Linked DNA regions of Homo sapiens: region 1 is linked to region 2. A link is a loop called in an ENCODE intact Hi-C map of the cell type or tissue named here. Cell type or tissue: PC-9. All regions are shown on one strand. Links, peaks and the distances in the headings refer to the core of each region. The heading gives the core; the rest is flanking DNA.

Evidence for each region. Hi-C counts contacts between places; a loop is a spot of excess contacts. Peaks named below come from ENCODE experiments on the same cell type or tissue, not always from the same donor. Only the 100,000 strongest peaks of a DNase experiment are listed, where the experiment ranks them.
Region 1: it touches region 2 in a loop (8-fold over the local background); 3 of 110 quality-filtered maps call a loop at or near these places.

Annotation. Positions count from the first base shown.
Region 1 is chr1:89,842,030-89,844,840 of GRCh38, forward strand. LRRC8D (leucine rich repeat containing 8 VRAC subunit D) reads left to right here. Exons shown (of 3, transcript NM_001134479.2): 2 at 1,609-1,753. Among named protein-coding and RNA genes, the nearest start is that of LRRC8D-DT, 22 kb to the left of the region's middle. RefSeq lists silencers at 541-835, 1,359-1,578. In PC-9, for the core only: CTCF peaks have their summits at 1,399 (motif pointing right) and 1,598; DNase peaks (open chromatin) are centred at 1,182 and 1,632; H3K4me3 peaks cover 2,010 bases; H3K27ac peaks cover 2,455 bases.
Region 2 is chr1:89,779,671-89,782,481 of GRCh38, forward strand. All of the region lies in intron 1 of LOC107985744 (a long non-coding RNA gene), which reads left to right. Among named protein-coding and RNA genes, the nearest start is that of LRRC8D, 40 kb to the right of the region's middle. In PC-9, for the core only: CTCF peaks have their summits at 1,179 (motif pointing right) and 1,386; a DNase peak (open chromatin) is centred at 1,191.

The sequences.
Region 1 (2,811 bases), core at 88-2,587, 62 kb after region 2:
GTGAAACCTCATCTGTACTAAAAATACAAAAAAATTAGCTGGGCATGGTGGCGTGTGCCTGTAGTTTAAGCTTCTCGGGAGGCTGAGGCAGGAGAATCGTTTGAACCCGAGAGGCGGAGGTTGCAGTGAGCCGAGATCACGCCACTGCACTCCAGCCTGGGCGACAGAGCGAGACTCTGTCTCAGAAAAAAAAAAAAAAAAAAGAATTTGTGATCATTGTAGGAATTCGCAGTGTAGGGGAAATGGTACAGATTTTATAATCAGGAAAGACCTGTATTCAGTTCTCCATTTGACCACTTTCTGCCAGAGCCATGGGAACAGTTTTTTAATTTCTCTGACCCTGTTTCCTCACTTGGGAATATGACTTTTGCAGATCTGTTGGAAAATATTAAGGCCAAGAGGGATTTAAAATGAGATGTTGTCTAGCACTGAGTAGGAGCTTAATATCTATCCGTTCCTTTCTGCTTCAGTCAAAACTGAGCTTCATATGTAGAATGATTATTGTTTGTATTACATTCTCCATTTTGAGTATGGAACCATGAATGCCAACAGCTTGATAATAAAAGGAGCCGTTTGTCAAGAGACAGTCCTGTAAGCGCTTTTTAACCTGGTAGACTGTGCATGTAAGGGCAGGCAGGTTACAAATGCGAATCCCCATAGCCAGCACACTCTACATACAGCAGATTCTTAAGCCATCTGTGTACTCTTTTTAACACTGTACTGAAGTCCACTTAAGTCAGAGTTCAACAAAATGAATGAATGTAATCCCAGGACTATGGAACTTCTCTGTGATTACATAGCACAGAGAACTACGGAATCATTTTCTGGAAGAATGCACCATGCGATTATGCTCCATGTGGAATTGGTATATATAAATGTTGGTAGACTGTGAGGATGAGGTTGACAGGTTGATCTGAGTAGAGACCCTAGGAGGAACCGAGGATACTATGTAGTTTTGTTGTTGTTACTGTTTTGCAGTTCCTGGCTGCTCTGTGTTGGCAGCTGTGTGCACGCTTTCTCTTTTGAGCCAGCGAGGCACAAGACAAGTAATTTCCCATCTTGAATCTCTCACAGCTGCTGAGCTGTAGTGGATATACTGGGATGTGGCTATGAACTTTAAAAATTTGCATAAATCCAGCCCCTACTCCCCTGCAAAGGCTCAGTCTTGTCTTTACACCTTCCCCGAGGTAATTATTTTCTGGGGGGTAGGGGTGGGGGTTGGGAGGGTGAAGAAAGGAAGAAAAAGAAGGCCGATCACACTGGGCACCGGCGGAGGAAGCGTGGAGTCCATTGATCTAGGTACTTGTGGGGAGGGGAGAACCCGAGCAGCAGCTGCAAACGGAAGGGCTGTGAGCGAGCGGGCGGGCGGGTGGCTGGCAGCGAGGCCACCAGCAGGGGGGGCCCGGGCCGAGGCCGCGCCACCTCGGCACCACGCGGGCAGCCGGTGCGGCGGGGTCGCCACGGCCAGGGGAGCGCTGGGTGCCCACCATGGCAGTTATGCAAGCGGTGACCCCCTGGTCTTGCCTCCCCGCCGCCCTGCACTCCTTCCTCCCCGCTGCCGACACTTGGATCTCTCTAGCTCTTTCTCTCCCCTGTGTTTTCAAACAGGAAGTGCACGGCTGTCTATAACGTGCTGCCGGGTCTCAGGATGGAGGAGTGAAGTCTCCTGTCGCCGTGGTTCCAGCCTCCGGAGCTCGCCCAAGCCGCGTCCCCAGAGAGCGCCCTGAGAGAACAGGGTGGCCGCTTGGTCCAGGTGCGCGGGGTCGGGTCTGGGTCCAGGGAGCGGGTCGGGAAGTCTGCGGCACGGAGCACTGCTAGTGTCGGATCTGCATCTCCAGCTCTGTGCTGCAGCTTCACTTGCCCGCCCCCCACCACTGGCTTCTCACCCGGGGTCTCTGCCAAACTCTGGCTGCTGCCGCCCTGGGTTCGGGCCGGCGGAAGGCCCTGGGCGTGCGCTGCGGAGCCGCCTGCGAGGACTCCACTAGGGCGCTTTCCAGGCTGGACTGCCCCGGGCTGCGCTGGAGCTGCCAGTGCTCGGGGAGTCTTCCTGGAGTCCCCAGCTGCCCTCTCCACCCTCTCCTCCAGCTGCTGCTGCCTGAAGCAGCAGCTCTTTGTTCCTCCCTTACTGGTCTGGGGTCATACACATAAATGTCCTGGGAGGCAGGGTGGTGGGAGGGTAAGGGGTTGGGACGTAGGGAAGAGGAAGAAGATGAGTTGTGGGTGAAGTGTAAGGTGGACAGGAGAAAAGAATCTTAGTGTCCATGCTCAGAAATCAGCTCTTCAGCTGCTGAAACAGAGGACCCCGGTTCCTTGGTTTCTGTTTTGGGAAAGCCAGGCCATGCCAAACAGAGGGAATTAATGATGCAGGCACACACCGGAAAGGTAGGGACCAGGAATGAGGCACAGCAGCGAGTTCTGAGATGTTTAGTCTGGTGTCTGGCTTGTTAACTCCACTGTGGTTTCTGAGCCAGGCCTCCTCGCTGAGACAGAAGGTACTTTAACATATGAGCCAGGCATCTTTATTAATTCCATTTGTCATCAAAGTAAAATTGAGAGTGACTTTTCTCAAATTCACCAGGTAGATTATACTTTCACTTCCACATCGTGTTCCATCTCAAATGTTCATAGGAGAATAAAACACTAGGGTTGGTTTTATGCTACAGACGTTTTGCATCTTTATTTCCCTGGCAGGTCCAATCTTTCTCCAGAATAACTCAGATTGACTTCTCCCCCCAGTGAAAGCCTAGCCTTGTTTTACCGCCTGTTTATCTACCTGGTGAAACTCTAGTCTTGGGGAGGACACTAAGGGGA
Region 2 (2,811 bases), core at 180-2,679:
AGACTAATATTCAAAATTAAATTTATAAAATGGCCCACCAAAAATAGGATGAAAAACAGTAAAGATGGGGGCGGGCGGTTGCATGTTTGGTTCAATTCATCTTGGGTCCTGAGACAAGATGGAAAATGAATCACTAAGTAAAAGTGCAGTAGAAAAAGCACTAAGACTTTCCAAATGGAAAAACATACTTGAGCAACGTGTGCTATTTCAAAAGTTTTCAAGATACTGTAATAAGTTAACAAAAGTATGACAAAGAAAAATGTATAGTATTCAAGAGCCAAAAGTTATACTCTATAAGCATATATATCATGTTTTCCTCACTGAGTAGAAGGATATTTTCTTCTTTAAGAAGCATTAATTTTTCTTTTTTTTTTTTGAGACAGAGTCTCACTCTGTCACCAGGCTAGAGTGCAATGGCGCAATCTCAGCTCACTGCAACCTCCGCCTCCTGGGTTCAAGCAATTCTCCTGTCTCAGCCTCCCGAGTAGCTGGAACTACAGGCATGCGCCACCACGCCCAGCTAATTTTTGTATTTTTAGTAGAGACAGTGTTTCACTATGTTGGCCAGGATGGTCATGATCTCTTGACCTCGTGATCCGCCCACCTCAGCCTCCCAAAGTTCTGGATTACAGGCGTGAGCCACCGCGCCCAGCCAAAGCATTAATTTTTAAAGGCATTAGAAATTCAACTTTCATTAAGCAAGCAGTATGCAATAGATGTGGAAGTCCTCAGGCACTATGCTATGATTTGAATACTATCTAAATTTCAGGAAAGAGCCCCCATCCCATATCTTTAAAGTGAATTATTTAAAAATTGGAAATTAACCTTTTTTAACAAAAGATTACAGGAATAACTGTATACATATTTTCACATATGTAATTTCCAGTGTCATTATAAAGGGATCTGAATAGGTGCTAACATCAACAATAGGGATCAAAAAAGAGCTGAGCTTCAGTGCCACGACGACATTCCAATGTGTTGTCTGTTTTTGAATTGAACAAGCAGTAAAGGTTATAAAGTGTCTATCTATTTCAAAAAGATCATGAGAAACAGGACTGACCCCGCCTGTCCCTGACAGCTTATGCATTATATGGTTTTTCATTCCAGCATTCAATGATTTCAAGTGTCTCACACACAGAGTTGATTATTCATAGTGCTCATACAACCAACAGATGGCAGAATTGGCCATGTTGTTATTCTATGATGACTACAAATCTAGATCTATATCAAGCAGGATAGTTTTTTTTTTTTTTTAGACAAGATCTCACTCTGTCACTTAGGCTGGAGTGCAGTGGCGCCATCATGCCTCACTGCAGATTTGACCTCCTGGGCTCAAGCAATCCTCCCACCTCAGCCTCCTGAACACATGCCACCACACCCAGCTAATTTTTTTAATTTTTTTGTAGAGATGAGGTCTCACTATGCTGCCCAGGCTTGTCTTTAACTCCTAGCCTAAGTAATCCTTTCATTTTGACTTCCCAGAATGCTGGAATTATAGGCATGAGCCACCTTGTCAGGCCAGATTTTTTTCTTAAAATTGTTGTGGCCGAGTGCAGTGGTACATGCCTATTGTTCTAGCTATTCAGGAGGCTAAGGTGGGAGAATCACATGAGTCCAGGTGTTTGAGGCCAGCCTGGGCAATATGGCAAGACCTCGACTCTAAAAATGTATAATAATAATAAAGATGGTTGCGTATCCCCCTAGGAATCAGAATGTCTTACACATACACATCCATATACTCTTGCTCTTTCCAATTTTAAAGTATGTTTCTGGGCTTTTTTCCCTAAAACATACCAAAAGAAAGGATCTCACCTTCAACTATTACTGCATGGTAACAGCACAGTCAGTTCAAGAAAAGACAGAGCTCATGAGCTGTTTTTTTTTTTTTTCTTTTCTCACAACACATCTGGCACCAAATGAGATTTTTCCTCCCACCAACCAATTCTCCAACTCTCCAGACAACAACTGGCTGTTGTACAATTCAATTCAATTCTGACACTAACTGCCAGAGTTGGTGTCAGATGCTAAAAGTGAAAGGGCTCAGTTCCACAAAACTGTCTCCACATCAGACTTCAGATGCCAATCACAAGTCCAGGACATCTGGGCTTCTGACCCACCAGCTACAGATCAGGGGTTCCCACAACCCCCTCCTAGAACAGCTCACAGAACTTAGTTAAACACTTTACATATTAGTACCAGTTTATTATAAACTCAGAAACAGCCAAACTCAGAAACAGCCAAATGGAAAAGACGCACAAGTCGAGGTGTGGGGGTGGTGCGTGGAGTTTCCTCTGGCACCCTCCCAGCACCTTGATGTGGTCACCAAGTATTTAGGGGGTTTTATGGAGGTTTCATCATGTCGGCATGATTGATTATTAACTGAAGCCCTAGCTTCTCTCCCTTGGAGGATGGGACTGAATTTTCCAAGTTTCTCATCAAGACTGGGTCTTCCTGGCAACCAACCTCAATCCCAAAGTTATAAAGGAGCCCAGCAAGAGTTGCCTCATTAGAACAAAGATGCTCTTATCACTCAGAGAATTACTAGAGCTTTAGGAGCTCTATGCCAGGAACCAGAAACAAATACATATTTCTCTGGGTTCTTTCTTTATACATATCTCATTTTAAAAAGGCAGCTCTTCCAATAAAGAAAAGTTCAGAATCAGCATAAACTATCATCAGCCTTTCTGTTGCAGTATAACTGCTGGACTTTCCTCATTTCCCAAAGTGACCCTAAAATCAATCAGACCTGACCTGGGGCCAGATCAGACTTCCCTGAGCTCGGATTCTCTGGGCCCAAATTGTGGTTCCAAA